Regions from separate parts of the Homo sapiens genome. Here region 1 is linked to region 2. The links are chromatin loops, found by intact Hi-C in ENCODE. Cell type or tissue: tibial artery. All regions are shown on one strand. Links, peaks and the distances in the headings refer to the core of each region. The heading gives the core; the rest is flanking DNA. Region 1 overlaps COG6 (component of oligomeric golgi complex 6). Region 2 has its middle 21 kb from the start of FOXO1.

Region 1 (8,000 bases), core at 1-8,000, 1.0 Mb after region 2:
TGATTGTATGGTGATAAAATTTGAGGAGATTAGAAATTTTATATAATAAAACTGCCCCAGGTTCAGCAACTATTACTTGCTCAATTCGAACCTATTAAAATATGTGAGAGGAAAGTAAACATTTCTTAAAAGTATAACTTTTTTTCATTAATAACATATGGTATGAATAGCATAACAAAGATAAAATTTTATTACTGCAGAGATCACAAAATGCCTCCTAAATAATTTCTGAGTAGTAAGTCATAGAAGATGGTAAAGTAACAAACATTTTAACAGAGATATACTCTACAAAAATCTGACCCATTATTTGCAGAATTTGGTTCAAGGCAGTTGTTACCAGAAATGTCAATACATTGAGATCATTTGAGATTTATCACCAGTATATAATGGAATTTGGTTCAATATGAAATTGAAAAGGCAACTGTTACATCCCTAAAACAGATTATCAATGAAAACATAATGCTTTATTGCTAAATATTCAAGAAAAAAATAAAATAAATTCCAGTCTATAAATTATTATATCGTTTGTCTATTAATCAAAGAATAGAAAACTAGGCAAATCTTGAATTAGCACCAACATATTTGCCAAATTATAAGACTACCAGGGAAAAATCAGATCTAGTTCAAGATTAATTTGATTTGCCTCAAGATTTAGGAAATATGAATCTTTTCTAATTAAATTCCATCCCTCACTGATCCTTCTTTTATATTATCTCATTAATGAATACAATCTAAACTACACTGATAAATGCTTACTTAAATATTGTATCTGTCCTTAAGCTACTGCTTACATTCTATCTTCTTGCTTTCCTAACTAGTTTCTAATACAAATACAGTATAGACATTATGTCTTCTGCCTATTTTACATCTCTGTAGCATCTGGTAGAACAGTATACACACAACAGATGTTTAATATATGCTTTTAAAAACTGAACTTTCTCTGTATTTAGATTTTGGCATATGTCATAAAACAAATGTGATTTGCTAAAATGAGATTTTATATCTGCATATGAAAACCTCTTAGATTACAGAAATCAATTTACCTTTACATTAATATGTTTATGAAATTGATCTGTTGGTATAGGTGATAGACTATCTAATTAACACAATACCATGGATCATGAATGGCATTTGAACTTAAAAAATATATTTTTCCATGATTTATTTTTAAATCAAGGCCTTAACAGTGACTTAAATTATACATTACATCAATAAAAGTGATATTTTCTTAATTTTAATATAATTATTACAGCAAAATATAAAAAATGTTAGTTGTAGGCAAACAGCTCTTTACTAGCAGATTTTAAACAACATCTCAGCTATCCGGCCAGCTGCCTTCCAGAATTTTGAGGCATCAAGAAAATATTCTTAGTTCTGACTCCCTTAAGAAAGAGAGAAAAGAGGGGAGAGAAAGAAAGAAAGGAAAAGCAAAGAGGGAAAGGAGGGAGAAAGGAAGAAAAAACAAAAACAATTTCCAACTCTCTCCATGAATATAAAGGTTTTGAGGGAAAGTGGCAATAAAGAATACAACAGCTACAATACAAAATACAACAGAGAAAGGCTGGAAAATCAGGAGACTGACAAATAATACACCAAGAATGCTTTGTTTGCCACACAGAAATAAACACTCTGTCTTATGAGAGCTATATAAGAGGGTAACCATTTTCAGCAAAACCCAACAGTCACAGGAGAAACAACAAAGGACAAGAGAAACGAAAAGTAAAAAGTAAAAAAAGGTCAAAGAGACTTAAAGGAGTGGTGGTAGCAGCAACTGACTGGAAATTATCACTGTGATGACAGTGGAGGGAAAAATCATTAGCAGAGCTGGAAAGCAGCAACGGGAATAATGGCTCAGATATAAAGTATGTTGGAACAGACCCTGGCACATCATAAGCACTCAATAAATCCTAACTGCATTACGAGAAGCAGCATCAACCATAAAGGCAGAGATATTAAAAGTAGCAAAATGAGCTTCAGGCACCCTGACAGCAGAGAAGGTAGGGAAGAGCTAAAAGACAGAACAGTGGCTCTCCTCTCCAAGGCCAGAGAGAAAGCTAGAGCAAAAGCGAGAGCAAGAGAAAGAGAGTGGGTTTGTGTTCATGAAGGGGACACAGGAAGAAGGGAGGACTAAAAAAGATGATGACAAACCTATTTTACCTTAATATCACAGACAGCTGCTCAGGGTAGACATCTGTTCCTATGTATACCTCAATCTGAGGGTCCAATGACTATATTGTGTACAATATTCAGCTTTATTTTCCATGTCATTGATCTTTTACATATACCTGCTTTCATAGAACCCACCATAATCTAAGGTCTGTAGCATACACTACACTAAAGTTTTTATTAAAAGAGAAAATTCAAATGATAGCTGGTAATCTCTCAGCAATCTAAAACATTCACATAAAAGAAGGATTTTATACCCATGGGCTTAAAAAAAAAATTTAATATATTAGTTCTGGTCTTTCTAGCTACAGTTTTGGAATAAAGACATGTACAAAGTAATAGGGTTGATGCTGATGAGCCACGGTACCCCCTACACAACATATGCAATCTTAAACTTAGAGCACAGATTCTTTAAACTGGCAATAGGTTTACAGATCTTATCTTAATGCATACATTTACAAATATTTAATCTACTACCTATGATGTTTCACTTTACTAAGACAAAGAAAAGATTAAACAAGGTAGAATAAATCAAATATATAGTTTCTCAAGGATTATCTCCCATTACCACTATAACCTTTTATGTTTCTAAAAATCAAAATCTCTTATTCCAAAAAAAATTCATATCTACAAAGAATAATGATGGACAGAAAAGTAGCCATAACATCCAATATCATATGTCATTAGAAAAAGTTTAGTTGCTTATCAATTAGGAAGAAGAAATTTTGTATGAGTGGGATTACAAGAGCAGATTGATCACTAGAAAATTTCAGAATTATAATTGCAAAAAAAAATAATTAAAGTCGAAATTTTTTTCCTCAACTAACAACTATCTCACTGAAAACATAAGATACTCAAATAAGGTCATACAGAAAAAAAATTCTTAAAATACTGTAACACTGTCTATCAGTATATAAGGAAGGGAAGGTATGAGAGTTGCTGGATTACATATCACTATCAAGCTAATTTGATACGTAACTATTGTGAACACCTGCTAAATATTCTCTGGATGCAATACATATTATCATCATATGGAAAGATTTGAAGTTTCTGCCATTTCAGAAAAGGAATTTTTCTTCATTTTACAACAAAAAGATGCTTGTCTGCTTACTAGTGTCTTCTTTACCTTTGGCATCTTACATTTAAATTTGCCAGCAGATCACAATAATGTCCTACAATTGCCATAAAGATCTTTCTGGGTATGTACATTAAAGGAAGATGAAGTGAGAATTTCTAAGTACATTTTAAAACAAAGGCAGACTTCAGTATATAAAGTCTTTATACAAGTGGCTGGATTAGTTTAAACATTTTTAATATAATAATTCTTACTCAAACCAGGACAGGAAACTGAAAAGTCCATTATAACCCTTAGATTCTAAAATTATAGTATTTATAAAATTACTTTTTAAAAAGAAAAGGAAAAGCATACACCTACTATGTACCCACAAAAATTAGAAAAATTGTAAAAAGAAACATAATTACATAAGCAAGGAAGGGGGGAAGGTAAGGCAGATAAAGTAAAATTTACTTATCAAAGTGACTAGGAGTTTAATTTAACTATATGAAGTTATAAAAAGGTATAAAAGCATAGCAAAATAAATTTCATTTTATTCCTCCTCTTCTTCTACCTTTCCAGTAACTGCCAGTATACAAAATAAACAACATTTATATAAGTTATATATGTCTACATCAAACTATGACAAGTAAATATTTCATTTGGGAGAAATAAGTAAAATAATTTCAAGATACTTAGCCATTTATTTACTGAATATACAGTTAGGTCCTATGAGATCAAGTTAGAGTAACAGTTAAATTTGTCAATATAATCAATTGTCACCAAGTGTGTCATCTGAGATTTCCTTGCCTGAAGCATATACCAAAAAAACAAAAACCTTAGAAATAAAATAAAATTAATTTTAAAGTTCATTTCTTGAAAAATTAATTACTAAACTTCTGGATTTCAATTTCTATGTATGAAATTAAAGTCAATCAATGAAGTTGGTTTACAAGGAAAAGTAAACCAACAATTGCCAAGTATTCTCTAAATATTAATAAAGGAAAATAAAGGTATTTACCATCTGCTAAATACTTAGTGTCATAAACTATGTACTTCATCTACACAGTCATCCTCACAACAACCCTGGATGATAGGTGTTTTAATATACAGGTCCCACCAGAGCATAATTCAGGTGCAGAAGAGTTAAGCGGATGCAATAAGTAAACACAATTAAGTGGCAATATGGGAATTCTAACTCAAATTTGATTCCAAATTCTGTTCCTTGCACTATAAACAGTATTGATGATAATACCAATACACATTATTTTATCCTTGGATTAATCATTATTTATTGCTATGACAAGCAAAAACTCTTCTATGCTTGAAGCAATCAAGTAAACAAAATATTCTTAGTAAATCTCTCTGTTAAGAGTTCATAGATTCGCTGTTTAAATTTAATAGATTTTTTTCTCAATTGAATAAGAAAAATTACTACAGGAAATATAATCTGTAAAAAATAGGTCAATATATGCAAACTACAAATATTTCCAATTTTCTTTCTCAGAGAGAAAACTGGCAATTATTATTTTAAAATGTTTCTTATTAGTCTACATTAGTGTGCTAATTTGAAAAAATTATAGATTGTATTTGAGCTGGTATCAGTTTCTTAAGTTTCTATAAATAAGGTAATAATTTAAGCAGGTACCATATAGCATATGTAAAAACAAAATATTTTACCTTTAGAGGCCTGCACACACCTTCAGTGATATGCCCAACAACTTCTTGAATATTTTCTTCAACACCTAAAATTAATGACTACATAATTAATATTTGTTTCCATATTATACTTTGCTTCATATAAGTTCAAAAAACTAACAAATAATATATAATACATATAATTAATGGCACTAATGACTTTTAAAATAACCATAACAATATTTTAGTAAGTTTGATATCTCTTGGGACATTACTAATTGTGTTAACATATTAATTGTGATAATACCTAATGTGTCTAGAAAGCCTTGTTAATTCATCTGACTTTGAGTTAATAAAATAAATATTTCTTTGTGAAAAAGATTAAAGTTATAAGACAGAGGAAAAAAAGAGGGTGAAATGTATTAATTGAATGAAGTGATGCCAAGATGTATTAGCATTTGTTTTACAAACATCTTGTTCCAGGCAGTGCTGCTTAGCACATACACTGAGGGTATAAAGATGAAAAATATACCTTGAAATCTTTCAGAAAAACTGGTATTTTCAAAACACCAACTATTTATCAAACTCTGTACTGGGTATTTGACATTTACTGCTTGTAATCACCTTCATTTTCACAGATGGAAAAACTGAGGCCCAGAAGATTGAAGTCATTCATGTAGAATAACCTACTTCAACTAACTACAGTCTATTTACTTCCTTAATACTGCCTTATACTTTTCTAAAACATCTTTAAGGAAACACATTTATTTAAACTGGGTAAGGAGAATAATAACAGAAAGAGAACCTAACGATGCACACTTTGTGCCAATCTAACATATATGCTGAGTCTAATCTTGATACTGAAGAGTTAGAAGCTATAAAGTTAGTATTACCACCAATTTGTAACACTGACTCATCTTGCAGATAATGTGAACCACAGAGATGTGTGGCTGAGCTATGTAAAATAGTCAAGTGATACCAAGCCACAGTGTCTCTCTTAACTTCCTACCAAAAATAGAACACTTTAAAATCATACACTAAACCCTCAAACTCTAAAACAGGCCTCTTTAGGTAATCACAACTAAGAAGATTTGGAATTCTGTAAACAAGACATCAGCAACTCTCAACTACAGTTATTTTTCTTCCTTGACATCAAGACAAAAATTTTAAGTACATTTAGTACATATGGTGATGTAGTTTGGATGTTTGTCCCCTCTAAATTCAAGTTGAAATGTAATCCCCAATGTCGGAGGTGGGGGCCTGTGGGAGATGTTTGGGCTATGGGAGTGCATCTCTCATGAATGGCTTGGTGCTGTCCTCACAATAGTCAGCGTTGCTTAAAAGTGTGTGGCACCTCCCCATCTCTCCCATCTCTCTGTCTTGCTCCCTCAATCACCATGTGACATGCTGGCTCTTCCCCTTTTGCCTTCCACCATGACTCTATGCTTCCTGAGGCCTTCACCAGAAGCAGATGTTGGCATCATGCTTCCTCTACTGCCTGCAGAACCGTGAGTCAAATTAAACCTCTTTATAGGTTACCAATCTTCAGGTGTTCCTTTATAGCAATGCAGAAACATACTAACAGATATGATAATTGTCTTAAAATTTTAAAACAGTGCCATGAGAATGAAAAAAGAGGCTGGGTAGCAGAAATGAAAGAATTAGTAGCTTAAAGACCTAAAACAAGTCACTCAGCCTGTTTACACACAGATAAAATTAAGATAATATCACCCTGTACCTTTAAAGTGTCATGCAGAGGATTTGAGAAAATGTATGCTAAATATTCCAGAAATTTCTTAAAAGTGACACAGAGGAGTCTAGGTTTGATATGAAAGGTCACTAGGTTTCACTATAAAACTGAACAGTTGAGTGACAGGACAAAGGTGATGGAAGAGAAAGTCTATTAGCAGAATGAGGGAGAATCTAGAGAAGAGAAAGAGTAATCAGGATGCTTATTGTACCATCAAGGTGTTTATCTAAGTGAAGAAGATGGCAACAAGAACAGAAACAGAGATGCTTGTGTTATTTTCTATATTTAGGCATTAGCAATACAATTGGTGGACCCACCTTGTGTAGTTACATGCTTTAAGAGAGCTTCAAGGTGTTCCTTTTCAGAAGCAGTAGCTTGATGGAGCCAAGCCAACATATCTCCTACATACCTAATGAAAACTAAATGTTAATGAAGATTTCCTTTGGAAAAACATCAACTCCTCTTCTGCTGTCTGATTACTATACCTCAAAGGGTCATGAGAATGCATTTCAATTGGTCTAGGTGTACCTCCGGGGCCCCCTCTTGTGAGCGCATCAATAAATCCACGAACAACTGTACTTCTTCTGGCTGTTCCAAATTCATCTAAGGTATATCTAGAAGAAACAAGTTATATAAAAAATGGTTGGGGTTGTTTCTAGTGGCTATATCAGACTATTCACGCAATTTCTGAGACAACCAAGTACTTAAAAAGCACTTAAAGCTCCTTTAGATATTCGGTCAAGCAACATTGCTTTCAAACAAGAAAAAAATATTTAAGAGATAACTTCAGCTCATTGAAAATTCAATCAAAAAGTAAAAACTTTTACCCCTCCTAAGAAACAATGCTGGGATTTGGGACTAAAGCAGAGGCAGCAGTAATAAGGGATAAAGCAATGGACTTAGTAAAAGTAGGAAAATCAAGCCAAGGTGGGAAGACTTAACTTTTTAGGTTTCAGTATATTCACTATACTAGGTTTCGGTATATTTCAGTATACATATTTGCAGTCTAAAACATGATGCTCTACTGTTTTACGTAAAGCCATAACAGTTCTCAAAAACTGATTATAATTAGAACTCTGCAAATCCAAGGCTGGGTGCGGTGGTTCACACCTGCAATCCTAGCACTTTAGGAGGCCGAGGAAGGTGGTCACTGGAGCCCAGGAGTTTGAGACCAGCCTGGGCAAAATAATGAAACCCTTTCTCATTATTAAAAAAAAAAAATAGCCAGGCATGGTGGTGCATGCCTATAGTCCCAGCTACTCGGAAGGCTGAGGTAGGGGGATCACTTGAGCCCGTGAGGTTCAGGCTGCAGTTAGCAGTGACTGCTCCACTATACTCCAGCCTGAGCCACAGAGCAAGACCCTGTCTCAGAAAAAATAAAAGAATTCTGCA
Region 2 (17,197 bases), core at 2,757-10,756:
GAGAGAGAGAGTAAGGATGGATTTGTGTGTGTGTGTGTGTGTGTCTGTGTGTGTGAGAGAGAGAGAGAATGAGAGATCATATTGGAGAAATTCCAATTGCTTTTTTTTTTTTTTTTTTTAGATAGGGTCTCAGGCTCTTATTCTGTCACTAGGCTAGAGCGCAGTGGCATGATCATAGCTTGCTGCAACCTCAAACTCCAGGTTCAGCCTCCCAAGTAGCTGGGAATACAGGTGTATGCCACCACGCCGAACTAATTTTTTTAATTTTTAGTAGAGATGAGGTCTCACTATGTAGCCCAGGCTGGTCTTGAACTCCTGGGCTCAGGTGATCCTCCTGCCTCAGCCTCCCAAAGTGCTGGGATTACAGGCATGAGCCACTGTACCCGGCCTCTAATTGTTTTTATCGCTGCTTCTGTCTTGCATTTACTGTGGCTTCTCAAGTCTACATCACAACCTCTCAGCTCGAAGGGCCACCATCAGCTCATAATTATGTTGTTGTCTCGTAGTTTAAATTCTTGAAAAAGTCAAAATGTAATTGGCCAATCTTGTCTCCATTGGGGCAGAACCTCTCTCCTAATCCACATCCTGGGTCACTGCTCACCCTGCGGATTGGTCCCCTTGGGTGAGGTGCCCTCTCTCAACCTAATTAGCTATTGTGGGAGCATGTGTGGAGTAAAGGGTAATTGGCATGCTAGGCTGCCCCTTTGGAAGCTGTGATGGGACAGTTAAATTAAAAGTTGAGTGTGACAGAAAAATTACCAGACATATTCAATTCACAGCCCTAACTTCCACACCTTCTACCCAAGAGACTTTGTATGTCACTCAATATTGTTCAGCTTCAGGCTGGGCATGGTGGCTCACGCCGGTAATCCTAGCACTTTGGGAGGCCAAGGCGGGCAGATCACTTGAGGTCAGGAGTTCGAGACCAGCCTGGCCAAAATGGCGAGACCCCCGTCTCTACTAAAAATACAAAAATTAGCCAGACATGGTAGCACGTGCCTGTAGTCCCAGCTACAGGGGAGACTGAGGCAGGAGAATCGCCTGAACCCATGAGGTGGAGATTATGGTGAGCCGAGATTGTGTCTATGCACTTCAGCCTGGGCAACAGAGCGAGACTCTGTCTCAGAAAAAAAAAAAAAATCTTCAGTTCCCTTATCTGTAAAAAGGGTGTGCAAATCCTCATGGCAGTTTGCTGTGAGGAGAAAAGGAGTGAGCAGAACATTGAGCCTGCACATGGCAGGTGCTCAGTGAAGAAAAGCAACTACAGTTAACATTCAGACAGAAAGCTGAGTGCTTCATTTACATTTTATCATCTCAATTCTCCAAGCAAGAGTTCCACTATGTTTCTGAAATCTGAATTTCCTGTTGATCAAAAAGCTTATATATGAGGAACGAAGTAGAGTTTTGTCTTTAAATACACCATACTTACTCATTTTTATAAAATAATCTCAACTTATTTTAGGTTAAGAGGGTACATGTGCAGGTTTGTTACCTGGCTATATTGCATGATGCTGAGGTTTAAGGTATGATTTATCTCGTTACCCAGGTACTGAATATAGCGCCTAATATAGTTCATTTTTCAACCCTTGCCCCACCCCAGTAGTCTCCAGTGTCTATTGTTGCCATCTTTATGTCCATAAGCACCCAACATTTAGCTCCCATTTATAAGTGAGAACATGCAGTATTTGGTTTTCTGTTTCTGCATTAATTTGCTTAGGATACTGGTCTCTAGCTGCATCCACGTTGCTGCAAATGACATGCTTTCATTCCTTTTTTTTTTTTTGACAGAGTTTCACTCTCGTTGCCCAGGCTGGAGTGCAATGGTGCAATCTTGTCTCACTGCAACCTCCGCCTCCTGGGTTCAGGCGATTCTCCTGCCTCAGCCTCCTGAGTAGCTGGGATTACAGGCATGCTCCACCATGCCCGGCTAATTTTTGTATTTTCAGTAGCGACAGGGTTTCTCCATACTGGTCAGGCTGGTCTTGAACTCCTGACCTCAGATGATCCACCCTCCTCAGCCTCCCAAAGTGGTGAGATTACAAGTATGAGACACTGCACTCAGCCATTTCATTCCTTTTAATGGCTGTGTAGTATTCTGTGGTGTATACGTACCACGTTTTCTTTATCTGCTCCATTGTTGATGGGAACCTAGGTTGATTCTATGACTTTGCTATTGTGAATCGCACTGCGATGAACATATGAATGAATGTGTTTTTTTGGTAGAACAATTTATTTTATCTATTTATTTATTTTGAGATGAAGTTTTCACTCTTGTTGCCCAGACTGGAGTGCAATGGTGTGATCTCAGCTCACCGCAACCTCTGCCTCCCAGATTCAAGCGATTCTCCTGCCTCAGTCTCTTGAGTAGCTGAGATTACAGGCATGCGCCACCATGCCCGGCTAATTTTGTATTTTTAGTAGAGACAGGGTTTCTCCATGTTGGTCAGGCTGGTCTCGAACTCCCAAACTCAGGTGATCTGCCTGCCTTGGCCTCCCAAAGTGCTGGGATTACAGGCATGAGCCACTGTGCCCAGCCTATTTTTTTTTTTAATATATACCCAGTAGTGGGATTGCTGAGTTGAACAGTAGTTCTAAGTTCTTTGAGAAATCTGCAGACTGTTTTCTACAGTGGTTGAACTAATTTACATTCCCACCAACAGTGTATAAATGTTAGTGGGAATGTAAATTAGTTCTCTGCAGCCTCGCCAGCATCTGTTATTTTTTGACTTGTAATTGATAGCCATTCAGACTGGTGTGAGATGGTATCTCATTGTGGTTTTGATTTGCATTTTTCTGATGATTAATATGATAGGCATTTTTTCATATTTTTTTTTGGCCACTTGTATGTCTTCTTTTGAGAAGTGACTGTTCATATCTTTTGTCCACTTTTTTTTTTTTTGACACGGAGTCTTGTTTTGTTGCCCAGGCTGAAGTGCAGTGGCACAATCTCAGCTCACTGCAACCTCTGCCTCTCAGGTTCAAACAATTCTCCTGTCTCAGCCACTTAAGTAGCTGGGATTACAGGCATGCGCCACCACGTCCCACTAATGTTTGTATTTTTAGTAGAGATGGGGTTTCACCATGTTGGCCAGGCTGGTCTCGAACTCCTGACCTTGTGATTCACCCGCCTCGGCCTCCCAACGTGCTGGGATTATAGGCATGATCCACTGTGTCTGGACTTTTGTCCACTTTTTAATGGGGTTGTTTGTCTGATGCATACTTTGCAAATATTTTCTCCCATTCTATAGGTTGTCCGCATGCTCTTGATAGGTTTTTTTTTTTTGAGACGGAATTTCTCTCTTGTTTCCCAGGCTGGAGTGCAATGGCGCGATCTCGGCTCACTGCAACCTCCGCCTCCCAGGTTCAAGCGATTCTCCTGTCTCAGCTTCCTGAGTAGTTGGGATTACAGGCATGCACCATCACGTCTGGCTAATTTTGTATTTTTAGTAGAGACGGGATTTCTCCATGTTGGTCAGGTTGGTCTCAAACTACTAGCATGATCATGGCTCACTGCAGCCTTGACCTCCTGGGCTCAAGTGATCCTCCCACCTCAGCCTCTTGAGTAGCGGGACCACAGGCATGTGCCACTATACCCAGCTAATTTTAAAAATGTTTTTATAGAGATGGAGTATCCCTATGTTGCCCCAGCTTATACTTCTCAGCTTAAGCAATCCTCCCACCTTGGCATCCCAAAGTGCTGGGATTATAGGCATGAGCCACTGCACCCAGGCTGCAATTGCTGTTGAGAACTTAGTCATAAATTGTTTCCGAAGGGTGATGTACAGAATAGTGTTTCCTAGCCTTCCTTCCTCTCCCCTCCCCTCCCCTTTCCTTCCCTTCTTTTTTTCAGACAGGGTCTTTCTCTGTCACCTACGCTGGAGTGCAGTGGTGTGATTTGGGCTCACTGCAGCCTTGACCTCCTGGGCTCAAGTGATCCTCCCATCTCAGCCTCACAAATAGCTGAGACTATAGGTGCATGCCACCACATCTGGCTAATTAAAAAAAATTGTTTTTTTTGTAGAGACAAGGTCTTATGTTGCCCAGGCTGGTCTCAACCTCCTGGGCTCAAGTTATCCTCCTGCTTTAGTCTCCCAAAGTACTGGGATTACAGGCGTGACTTACTGCACCCAGCCTGGTCTGGGATTCTTATAGTTTGAGGTCTTACATTTAGATCTTTAATCCATCTTCAGTTAATTTTTTTATGTGGTGAAATATAGGGGTTCAGTTTCATTCTTCTGCATATGGCTAGCCAGCTATTACATCCAGCACCATTTATTGAATAGGGAGTCCTTTCCCCATTGCTTAATTTTGTCAACTTTATCAAAGATCAGATGTAGGTGTGCAGCTTTATTTCTCGGTTCTTCACTTTGTTCCTTTGGTCTATATGTCTGTTTTTGTACCAGTACCATGCTGTTTTGGCTACTGTAGCCATATAGTATAGTTTAAAGTCAGGTAATGTGATGCCTATAACTTTGTTCTTTTTACTTAGAATTACTTTGGCTATTTGGGCTCTTTTTCGGTTTTATATAAATTTTAGGATAGTTTTTTTTTTTCTAATTCTGTGAAAAATGGCATTGGTAGTTTGATAAGAATAGCATTGAATCTGTAAATTGCTTTGGGCAATATGGCCATCTTAACGATATTGATTCTTCCAATCCATGAACATGGGATGTTTTTCCATTTGTTTGTGTCATCTGTGATTTCTTTCAGCAGTGTTTTGTAGTTTTCCTTGTAGAAGTCTTTCACCTCCTTGGTTAGATGTATTCCTAAGTATTTTACTTATTTATTTTTTGTGGCTATTGTAAATGAAATTACATGCTTGATTTGGCTTTCAGCTTGAACATTATTGGTGTAGAAAAATGTTACTGATTTTTGTACATTGATTTTGTGTCCTGAAACATTGCTGAAGTCATTTATCAGTCCCAGGAGCCTTTTGGCAGTCTTTCTAATTCAATAAACATTTATAGAAGACCCACTACATGCAAAGCTTAAAGAACATGAGGCCGGGCATGGTGGCTCACGCCTGTAATCCCAGCACTTTGAAAGGCTGAGGCGGTGGATCACCTGAGGTCAGGAGTTCGAGACCAGCCTAGCCAACATGGCGAAATCCCATCTCTACAAAAATACAAAAACTAGCCAGATGTGGTGGTGCGTGCCTGTAATCTCAGCTACTTGGGAGGCTGAGGCAGGAGAATTGCTTGAACCTTGGAGACGGACGTTGCAGTGAGCTGAGATTGTGCCACTGCACTCCAGCCTGGGTGACAGAGCGAGACTAAAAAAAAAAAAAAAAAAATCACCTTAGCCACTCAGAGTGCAAAGTGAAGAGAAAGTGCCTGAAATTTTAGAGCTTACAGGAGATGTGACAGTGTCTAATGCAATCGGTAATAATTTGGAAAGAGTTCAATAAAGTATTTTTATCAAATGCAGAGTTGCCAAAAATCTGCCTTCTGCAAACCCATCCTCCACACTGTTTCTGGAATGGTTGCTAGGTGCTAGTTATATCAAAAACAAAGACTCACTCACTCAAACCTTTTTAAGAGAAAAAGGGTTTGTGGCAAGTTCACATGGACTGGACCTGGATCTAAGGCTGGTCTAGGGCCAGTTCTTCTGTCTGGATCTCGTGGTCTTCATGCTCCCACTATAGTAGCCTGGCCTCCTCCCTTTACCCAATGGACAGTGTTGTCTTTCTTTCTTTCTTTTTTTGAAACAGTCTCACTCCTGTTGCTTGGAGACTGGAGAGGCTGGAGAGCGTGGTGCAATCACAGCTCACTGCAGCCTGGACCTCCTGGGTTTAAGTGATCCTCCCATCTCAGCCTCCCAAGTATCTGGGACCAAAGGCATGTGCCACCATGCCTGGCCCAATGTTGTCTCATCCTTGTAAACTTCAACATGGAAGGAGCCAGGCTGGCTGGCTTTGTAATGACCATAGTCCCTATTGACCAGAACCATCCTTTCAGGCCACCTCAAGGTCCTGCCCTGGATCAGATCCTCTGGTCCCTCTTCTCTGATTATGGTCAACCATGTCCAGCTCAGTCCAGGGCAGCTTCCCAGAGCAGGGGCTGTGGGCAGGTTGGCTTCATGTAGAAGGGGAAGTTGGTGTCTAAAGTCCTGTATCCACCTGACAGACAGGTTCAAGATATATTTTTTAAGACAGAAATTATGTCATGGGGCCAGGCGTGGTGGCTCATGCCTGTAATCCCAGCACTTTGGGAGGCCGAGGCAGGTGGATCACTTGAGGTCAGGAGTTCAAGACCAGCCTGGCCAATATAGCAAATCCTTGCCTCTACTAAAAATGCAAAAATTAGCTGGGCATGGTGGCTCATGCCTATAGTCCCAGCTACTCAGGAGGCTGAGGCAGGAGACTCACTTAAGCCTGGGAGGCAGAGGTTGCGGTGAGCCGAGATTGTGCCATTGCACTCCAGCCTGGGCGACAGAGCGAGACTCTGTCTCAAAAAAAAAAAAAAAAAAAAAAGAGAGAAATGAATAAATAAATAAATTATGTCACGGTACCTCTTTCTCATCATCCTTTGTTTTTTCTTTTTCTGGGTTTTTCACCCATCACCTATGGTTATAGTTTCCAATCAACGATACTTGGGGTGATGCTTTTTGACTCCACCAAATCAGTGGCCTGAAGAATAGAACCAAGAGCTTGCTTCCTTTTATTTTTAAAGCAGAGGTCCCAAAGTCTTAAAATGCATCTTATTCATTTTCAGTGGCTAGCATGCTGGCTGGCAGAGCTGACAGCCAGTAAATGTTTGATGAAAACAGAACAAAACAATAAGGCTTTATTAATCTATCATAACATGATAGACTAAGTAGGTGAAAACCTCCGTCTGCTTCCTTGTTCTGAAAAAATCTTCCTCATTTCCATTCTGTTTTCTTTAATTCTCCACTTGAGGGCCACTGATAGCTCAGCCCGGGGCTGCCCAGGCCGTTTTCCTCATCTTGCCCTCAGCACAGGTAGAGATACAGAAGGGATCAAAGCCCAGATCCTTCTCTGTCCTCACACCTGCACATACCTGCTCAACACACTCAAGTCTGTAAAATCATCCTACATCTATTAGCCTACAGCCAGCAAAATCCAGAATTGGGGTAAGTGGGCTCCCTAATGGAAACATAACTTACTGGAGCGTGGTTCTACAGGAAGATAATGTGGAGCACTTTGCATCTCCTTCCGAAGCATCACCTTCGTATCTTCCCCAAGAATAGTGGGGATGAAAGAACCCAACAGAAATCAGTTTCTCCAGAGTGATCTGTGAAAATACAGTGTCGATAATGATAACCTTTTATTTACAAAGTCTTTCAGGGCCAGGCATAGTGGCTCATGCCTCTAATCCCAGCGCTTAGAGAGGCTGATGCAGGAGGATGGTTTGAGCGCAGGACATCAAGGTTACAATGAGCTATGATTATGCCACTGCACTCCAGCCTGGGCAACAGAGGGAAACCATATTTCAAAAAAAGAAAAAAGAGGCCGGGCGCGGTGGCTCACGCCTGTAATCCCAGCACTTTGGGAGGCCGAGGCGGGCGGATCACGAGGTCAGGAGATCGAGACCATCCCGGCTAAAATGGTGAAACCCCGTCTCTACTAAAAATACAAAAAGTTAGCCGGGCGTAGTGGCGGGCGCCTGTAGTCCCAGCTACTTGGGAGGCTGAGGCAGGAGAATGGCGTGAACCCGGGAGGCGGAGCTTGCAGTGAGCCGAGATCCCGCCACTGCACTCCAGCCTGGGCGACAGAGCGAGACTCCGTCTCAAAAAAAAAAAAAAAAAAGAAAAAAAAAGGCTTTGGTGGCCCTGCATTGATTAAATGGCAAACTTCACAGCTCTGTACCTTTCCACGTGCTAGAGTACCACCTTCCTTCTCTAACTGGGAAACTTGTTACCATCCTGTCCTCCTGTCCTCCAAGACTAAGCTGGCTGTTCTGGGCTTCCCTCCTAGGCTCTCCAGGAAGGACTGGCCCTGGTGTTCCTTTTGTTGTTGCTGTTTTTAATTGAGATGGGGTCTCACCATGTTGCCCAGGCTCGTCTCAAACTCCTGGGCTCAAACGATCCACCCACTTCAGCCTCCCAAAGTGCTGAGATTACAGGTATGAGCCATTGCACCCAGCCCATGGTGTTCCTTTTGTACCCGCGGGCACAGCATCAGCCACAGGGCCCTACTGTTAGATCAGCAAGATGGCAGGTCTGGTCCCATGGCTGACTTGCTGTGTTACTGTGCATAAATTATTTAACACCTCTGTGCCTTGGTTGCCTTATTTGATAGCGACGTAGAACTTCTGATATGTTGGATAATATGAATGAAATACTTAGAATGGTGCCTGGCACACGGTAAGCATGGACTAAATGGTAGCTCTCATTCGAGTATCTACCATAGTTTTTAACATGGGATAAGAAAGCATCAGTGAATTTCTTCTGGAATAACTGTGTAATCATAGGTTTTCTCTAAGTAAGTTAGTGGTGGAACTCAGAAAACAAAAACAGAAACAAACCCAGGGCAACTGCTTTTTAAATCAGGGTTTCCAACTTTTCCCACCTGTAGGAGTTGTGCTTTTAGCACAAGGAGACCCTACCTTCCGTTCAACAAGACGGCAAAGGCCCTAATGCGGTTGCTTATAGGTGTCAGGCTCTCGTTATTCTTTTTTTGAGACAGGTATTTTAGTAAAACTATGGGATGCAGTAGGAATGATTTGCATTTTAATAGGCTTGGTCATAAAAAGTATTCTTCTGGCTGGGCGTGGTGGCTCACGCCTGTAATCCCAGAACTTTGGGAGGCCAAGGTGAGCAGATCACCTGAGGTCAGGAACTCGAGACTAGCCTGGCCAACATGGTGAAACCCCATCTCTACTAAAAATACAAAAATTAGCTGGGCGTGATGGTATGTGCCAGGAATCCTAGCCTACTGGGGAGTCTGAGGCAGTAGAATCGCTTGAACCTGGGAGGCGGAGGTTGCAGTGAGCCGAGATCATGTCATTGCACTCCAGCCTGGGCAACAAGAGTGAAACCCCATCTCAAAGAAAAAGAAAAGAAGTATTCTTCTTCCTGTGCCTTCCCTTTCCCTAGAACACAAGCTGAGATTTGAAGTTAGTCAAATTTTCACTGTCCTTCTGACCTTAGGAGAAATAAACCATGGAGATGAGCTCAGTTTTCAAGTTGTCTAGTTCCTGTGAAATTATAATGGGTAGGTTTGGCTCTAGAAGAACTGTCAGTTGAGGCATCCTTTTTTTTTTTTTTCCTACAGTATGGCTAATAATGGCAGTTTTTAAAATTGAAGCTAAAACACCTAGAATTAAGATTTTGGCAGAACACACTGAGACATTCCATGGTTTTGGACATTTTAACTATATGCCTTGATAAAATGTTCACTTCTCACTTAACAGATTTTAAAAGCAAGAGGTGGAAATAAATGGTAGAAATCAAAGTTATATGACAAGTGTACTTCAAATGCTTCTCCTCCAATTAATTTTAAAAGCAAAATTAGGATTAAAAAAAAGGATGAGGCTGGCATGGTGGCTCATGCCTGTAATCCCAGCACTTTGGGAAGTCGAGGCAGGTGGATCACCTGAGGTCAGGAGTTTGAGACCAGCCTGGCTAACATGGTGAAACCCCATCTCTACCAAAAATACAAAAATTAGCCAGTCTCAGAACCTGGTCTCAAATAAATAAATAAATATTTAAAAATTAAATACAATTTAAAAAGTGTTACTATGTGCAAATTGATGTTGAAAATTATACTGCTGCTTAAAGCAGTGGTTGCTTTATTTGGGACAATTTTTGTTTCCATTTAATCCATAATCATTCTAGTCCCAGTTCTTACACTCCTCCTTACCACTGGCCCTGCTTGCCTTAGTTCCCTTCCATCCACTGATCTCATGTGGCATGATATGTTTGTCTGTTATCCTTATAGAAAACTTGGGTTTTATCATAATAGCTATTCATCAGTCACCTTCTATTGTTATTCTAATTGTTCATGGAAATTCAAAGCATAATATTTCTTTAAAGATTGATCCATTCCCAGTGCCTACTTCTTTCCTTTATCTCAAGTGAAACAAAGATTCTAGTTTTAGACTAATAAGAAAAATGCGCCAGGTGCGGTGGCTCACATCTGTAAGCCCAGCACTTTGGGAGACTGAGGCAGGTGGATCATGAGGTCAAGAGATCGAGACCATCCTGGCCAACATGGTGAAACCCTGTCTCTACTAAAAATACAAAAATTAGGTCTGGGCGCGGTGGCTCACGTCTGTAATCCCAGCATTTTGGGAGGCCAAGGCGGGCGGATCACGAGATCAGGAGATCGAGACCATCCTGGCTACATGGTGAAACCCCGTCTCCACTAAAAAAAAAAAAACACACACACACAAAAAATTAGCTGGGTGTGGTGGCAGGCGCTTGTAGTCCCAGCTACTCGGGAGGCTGAGGCAGGAGAATGGCTTGAACCATTGCAAATGGCAGGGTTTGCAGTGAGCCGAGATCGCGACACTGCACTCCAGCCTGGGCAACAGAGTGAGACTCCGTCTCAAAAAAAAAAAAAAAAAAAAAAATTAGCCAGTCGTGGTGGCGCGTGCCTGTAGTCCCAGCTACTCGCGTGCCTGAGGCAGAAGAATTGCTTGAACCCAGGAGGAAAAAAAAAAAAAAGATAGCTTTAGGCCAGGCATGGTGGCTCAAGCTTATAATCCCAGCACTTTGGGAGGCCGAGGCAGGTGGATCATGAGGTCAGGAGTTCGAGACCAGCCTGGCCAACATGGTGAAACCCGGTCTCTACTAAAAATACAAAAATTAGCTGGGCATGGTGGCAGGAGCCTGTAATCCCAGCTACTCGGGAGGCTGAGGCAGGAGAATCATTTGAACTTGGGAGGCAGAGGTTGCAGTGAGCCGAGATCACACCATTGCACTCCATTCTGGGCAACAGGGCGGGATTCTGTCAAAGAAAAGAAAAGAAAAGACAGAAAGAAAGGAAGGAAGGGAGGGAAAGAAGCAAGCAAGCAAGCAAGCAAGCAAGCAAGCAAGCAAGCAAGCTTCAACCAGCCCAGGAAGTTTTAAAAAAATTAGCCCGGCATGGTGCAACACACCTGTAGTCCCAGCTACTTGGGAGGCGGAGGTGGGAGGGTCACTTGAGACCGGGAGGTCAAGGTAGCAGTTAGCCTGATTTTGCCACTGCACTCCAGCCTGGGCGACAGAGCGAGACTCCGTCTCAAAAAAAAAAAAAAAAAAAAAAAAATTAATTAATTAATTAATTAATTAAAAGAAAGATGCTTCAGAGAGAGTGAGAATATCTAAGAGAAATTCTCTCTTAATAAGTATCTTTAGAAAGTTTCCCCAAATTATGCAACTGATAAACTTTTTTTCCCCCAGCAAAGCTCAATATTAGAACAAAAGATGCAGACAAGTCAGATACCTAATGTTAAAAGATGCCTGTATAATGAACAATAATGAAAATAGTGGCCAGGCACAGTGGCTCACTCCTGTAATCCTGGCACCTTGGGAGGCAGAGGCAGGCAGATCACTTGAGACCGGGAGTTCGAGACCAGCCTGGCCAACATGGTGAAACCCCATCTCTACTAAAAATATTAAAATAAATAAAAATTTTAAAAAACAAAGCAAATGGCTGGGTGCAGTGGCTCATGCCTGTAATCCCAGGACTTTGGAAGGCCAAAGTGGGTGGATCACCTAAGGCCAAGAGTTCGAGACCAGCCTGACCAATATGGTGAAACCCCGTCTCTACTAAAAATACAAAAATTAAAATTAGCTGGGTGTGATGGCAGGCGCCTATAGTCCCAGCTACTTGGGAGGCTGAGACAGGAGAATTGCTTGATCACGGGAGGTAAAGGTTGCAGTGAGCCAAGATCACGCCACTGTTCTCCAGCCTGGGCAAGAGAGAGACCCCGTCTCAAAAAAAAAAAAAAAAAAAAGGTAAAGTATTTATGTTACCTTAAGATATTATAAAAATGAAACTGCAGGGCACGGTGGCTCACGCCTGTAATCCCAGCACTTTGGGAGGCCGAGGCGGGAGGACTGCCTGAGCTCAGGAGTTCGAGACCAGCCTGGGCAACACGGTGAAACCCCATCTCTACTAAAGTACAAAAAATTAGTCAGGCGTAGCAGTGTGCGCCTGTAATCCCAGCTACTCAGGAGGCTGAGGCAAGACAATTGCTTGAACCTGGGAGGTGGAGGTTGCAGTGAGACGAGATCACGCCACTGCACTCCAGCCTGGGCGACAGAGCGAGACTGCATCTCAAAAAAAAAAAAAAGAAAGAAAAAGAAAAAAATTTTGGCTGGGCGAAGTGGCTCACCTCTGTAATCCCACCACTTTGGGAGGCCAAGGCAGGTGGATTACGAGGTCAGAAGTTCAAGACCAGCCCGGCCAACATGGTGAAACCCCATCTCTACTAAAAATACAAAAATTAGCTGGGTGTGGTGGCACGTGCCTGTGATCCCAGGTACTTGGGAGGCTGAGGCAGAATTGCTTGAACCTGGGAGGTAGAGGTTGCGGTGAGCCAAGGTCATGCCACTGCACTCCAGCCTGGGCTACAGAGCGAGACTCCATCTCAAAAAAATAAAAATAAAAATAAGACAAATGTTAAAGGCACATAAAAGGCTCTTTTTTTTTTTGACTTTTCTGAATTTTATTACCTTTTCTCTAAAAGTTAACTTTTTTGCAAATGGCTATTAATGTCATATACCAGTAGAGGGCGATAAAACATTACTTTTTAGTATTATCTTAAAACTACTTTTACCAGAGTGGAAAAAGAATTTTTGGATAACTTTTCTTTTGCCCCTTCACAAAAGAAAACGATCGAAGACACTAGCAAGATGGAGAAACATAGTTCAATGGGAAGATCAAAAGTAACAGACAGATTACCATGACCTAAATTTGCAGAAGGGAGAATCATCATCTGTGTAAAAACTATAGTGACAGCTCTGTTTAGATTGGTTTATGTCTCAGGGAGACCGCCTTTTGTGCTAGCTCTCTGACACTGCATAACAACTGTGGGCAATTACGTATGGAAATCCTTCAAGCTGAAACAAATTGCAAAACTTAAGTGCACTTAGTCTGTTGTACCTTTTGTGGATCTAGAATACGTAACTTTAAAAATCTAGATTGTAATAGCTTCTAGATAGATGACAGTTTGGGCGTGAACCATTTAGCCATCCACTTGTGGTATGGCAGGAGTATATGGTGAGGAGTGGCCAGCTAACATTCTCAGGGGTCGGGGTGCCATGTTTACGTGGGCAGGCTTGATTCCTGGAAGCCGAGCTCATTTACCAGAAGAGCAGCCAATACCATGAATAAATCTGGTCCTGAAAAAGTAAATGCTCTGTTTCTTGGATTATTTATTTATATCAGATGGAGGGGGACAAGAAAGCTTATGCCTTTCCCTGTGGCCATGCAGCGCATGTGAGAATGTGCACTATGGCCGGCGCGGTGGCTCACGCCTGTAATCCCAGCACTTTGGGAGGCCGAGGCAGGTGGATCACCTGAGGTCAGGGGTTTGAGACCAGCCTGGCCAACATGGTGAAACCACATCTCTACTAAAAATACAAAAAAAAAATTAGCCAGGCATGGTTGGGGGCGGGTGCCTGTAATCCCAGCTACTTGGGAGACTGAGGCAGGAGAATTGCTTGAACTCGGGAGATGGAGGTTGCAGTGAGCCCAGATCATGCCATTACACTCCAGCCTGGGCGACAAAAGTGAAACTCTGTCTCAAAAAAATGTAAAAAAAAAAAAAAAAGAGAGAGAGATAGAATGTGCACTGTATTTAGCCTAGCCTGTGGCATTTTGTTTTGCAAATTTTAGTAGTATGGAAGTAAACTATCAGCATAAGAAAAAAGAAAATTCCTATGGCTCTGAATATGTTAGGATTTCTATCAAACACAGGGCCCAGCCCAGCCAGTTCCCAGTGGGGTAGGCTCGGCCCTTGGTCCCTACCAACACATTGACTGCTCTCCCCACAAGGTGATTTCACTGCACTGGACACAAGATGAGATGGTTTAGATGCTGGCACTGGAGCAGCTGCAGTAATGTGAGCTGAAAGGAATGCAGTTGTATGTCGAGAGTGCCAATTTCCAAAGCAGGTTCTTGAAAGGCTGTTTCTCTTCGTATGGTGAGGGACCTGTGCTGTTATCAAGACTAGGAAGGAAGGAGATTCATTAAATGTCATCATCAGCCTGAACAGGTGGTTGGCAAAGGAACGGAAAGCACGGAGATGAAGTTTTAGAGATCGGGGTGATTGCTGGCAACTAACATTATCAACTGTGATTCCAAGAGGCCCCAACTGTGGGAGGCCTGGAGGAAGCCACAGAGGTTATCTGGAGGGCCAGAGCTTACAATCTGGTTGGACTGGATCCAGCTGAATCCATCTGAGGCCAGCTCCAGGAAAGGCAGGTCTGGTATCAAGATGTACAGCAGACCATGGTGGGTGGGGAGCTCAAATTGTACTTACGGGCAACTGGGTGTGGGGAGGAGGGTTGTATGGCTCTGCAAGCATAGACCAGATCCTATGGCTATCCCCACATGAGATAGCGGGAGGATATCCTATGGGAGTTAGCCATAGGATCTGGTCTAAGCTTAACTTGAATTTCAATAGGCTGCCTTTTCTTTTCAATGAGCCCTCCTCACGAATACTTTGCATCCAAAAACTTTCTCCTTCTAATGTTCTAAGGGCTGCCAGCTGCCTCGGGCAGGCTCTCCAGAAGCCTAGGGAAGAGATACAGGGGTCAGGGAAGCATGAGTTGGGACCTCTTTTTTCTCCTATTCTTACCTGTGTTCAGCCTGGTTTACTGAAAGCAAGAGGTAATGAGCCTTTGTGGATGGGTGTGGCTGAATCATTGTGCGTTACCGATACAAGATGATCTGGAAGAAGCCCCTGATGGAACCTAAGGCCCTGGTGGAGTTTCTTTGAATATCATCAGAGGGAACTTGAGACCCGAGATACAGAGGGGACTGCAAACAGGCCTGCAGTGCCTGGGGCTGATTCCACAGGCAAGCACCTGTATCATTATCTCAGGCGACCCCCACAGCAGGAAGATATTATTATGCCAAGTACTCAGATAATGAAACTGCCTGGAGGAATAAGGAGTAGAGCCTGAATTTGAATTTACCACTTTGTCCTGCTGAGTGGTTGGTGAGGGAGGGGTAATAAGCATTAGAGCTATTAACTAAGGAAGCAGCATGGATTACTGGTTAGAAGCAAAGCCGTGGCTCTAGCCTGCCTGGGTTTGTATCCCAGCTGTGCAAGTAACCAACCTCCCTGTGCCTCAATTTCCAATCACACCTGCCCAGTAGGGTCTTGTGAAGATTAAATGAGTTTATATAGAAAAGTGCTTAGAGGCTGGGTGCGGTAGCTCACGCCTATAATCTCAGCACTTTGGGAGGCCAAGGCTGGCAGATCACTTGAGGTCAGGAGTTTGAGACCAGCCCGGCCAACATGGTGAAACCCTGTCTCTACTAAAAATACAAAAGTTAGCTGGGCGTGGTGGCATGTGCCTGTAATCCCAGCTACTCGGGAGGCTGAGGCAGGAGAATTGCTTGAACCCGGGAGGTGGAGGTTGCAGTGAGTCGAGAGTCGAGATCGCGCCACTGCACTCCAGACTGGGCGACAGAGCAAGACTCCATCTCATTAATAAATAAATAAATAAATGAATAAATAAATAAATAAATAAATAAATAAGCTTAGAACAATACCTGGCACATAGTAAGTCAGTTTTCCTGTATGGTGCTGACTGTGCCGCTTTGTTAAACAACTACGCATTAGAAGAGTGGGTTTGGTTGAGACTGCCTCTAAAATTAGTGCTTTATTTGCTTAACTGCCTCCCTGAATTAGGGTCCTTTCATTCCTCATTTGAATGTTAAAAACCTAACCTATGTTTGGAAAAACATAATTGATCATACAGTCATTGTAATTTGCGAGGGCTGCCCTAACAAAATACTACAGACTGTGTGGCTTAAACAACAGAAATTTATTTTCTCACAGTCTGGAGTCCAAGATCAAAGTGCCAGCAGGTTTGCTTTCTCCTGAGGCCTTGCTCCTTGGTTTGCTGACGGCTGCCTTCTCCCTGTTCTCACATGGTCTTTCCCCTGTGCAGGCATCCTTGGCGTCTGTGCATCCAAATCACCCTTTCTTATGAGGACAGAGGTTTGACTGGTAAGGCCTAGCCTAACGGTCTCATTTTAACTTAGTCACCTTTCTAAAGGGCCTGTCTCCAAATATAGTCATATTCTGCCGTAGTGGGAGTTAGACATTTAGCATATGAACTTGGGGAGGAAGAACACAATTCAGACCAGAATAATCAGGTTCCTTGAGGGAAAAAAAAGAATTTAGATGTGCTAACATCAGTCAAAGAATGACGAGTATCATTGAAAGGAAGAATTTGAGTGCCTGGGAGCAGCCTGGTCACTGGTGGGTATCAGAGCTCATGATCATGTGTATGTTTGAGAACCGCAGCACGCTTCGGGTTTTCAGTTGAGTAAGAAATAATTATTTAAAAAATTTCCCTAGCTTTTTTCTCTTGTTCTTTTTCTCAGCCAGCTAAGAGAAGAGGGAATGTGGCACAGGGCTCGTGGAGGGAGGTAAGTTAAGTGTCTACTCTGATCCAGCCCAAGAAAGGCCCTTGAATAGCTCCAGGAAACAAAAGAAAGTACTTTATCCATTATGACCATTTTAATAAAATCTCCATCGCGACCCATTTAAAAATAATTTTTCATCCAGGCACAGTGGCTCATGCCTGTGATCTCAGTATTTTGGAAGGCCGAGGTAGGAGGATCACTTGAGGCTAGGAGTTTTAGACCAGCCTGGGCAGTACAGTGAGACCTCATATCTATAAAAACATTAAAAAATTAGCCCAGTGGCCAGGCGCGGTGGCTCACACCTGTAATCCCAACACTTTGGGAGTCCAAAGCGGGCAGATCACGAGATCAGGAGCTCGAGACCAGCCTGGTCAACATGGTGAAACCCTGTCTCTACTAAAAACACAAAAATTAGCTGCGTGTGGTGGCGTGCACCTGTAGTCCCAGCTACTCGGGAGGCTGAGGCGAGAGAATCACTTGAACCCAGGAGGTGGAGGTTGCAGTGAGCCGAGATCACACCACTGCACTCTAGCCTGGGAGACAGAGCAAGACTCCGTCTCAAAATAAATAAATAAATAAACAAACAAACAAATAAAAATAAATAAAATAAAAAATAGGCTGGGCACAGTGGCTCATGCC

What was found. Peaks named below come from ENCODE experiments on the same cell type or tissue, not always from the same donor. Only the 100,000 strongest peaks of a DNase experiment are listed, where the experiment ranks them.
Region 1: a loop joins it to region 2, with 27 times the contacts of the local background. A loop is called at or near these places in 85 of 110 quality-filtered maps.

What each region holds. Positions count from the first base shown.
Region 1 is chr13:39,686,725-39,694,724 of GRCh38, reverse strand. COG6 (component of oligomeric golgi complex 6) reads right to left here. Exons shown (of 19, transcript NM_020751.3): 9 at 7,094-7,222; 10 at 6,926-7,017; 11 at 4,901-4,965; 12 at 1-91. Among named protein-coding and RNA genes, the nearest start is that of MIR4305, 27 kb to the right of the region's middle. In tibial artery, for the core only: no CTCF peak of the experiment used is centred there; no DNase peak of the experiment used is centred there.
Region 2 is chr13:40,678,655-40,695,851 of GRCh38, reverse strand. No RefSeq gene overlaps it. Among named protein-coding and RNA genes, the nearest start is that of FOXO1, 21 kb to the right of the region's middle. RefSeq lists enhancers at 13,649-14,413, 14,414-15,178, 15,179-15,943. In tibial artery, for the core only: no CTCF peak of the experiment used is centred there; no DNase peak of the experiment used is centred there.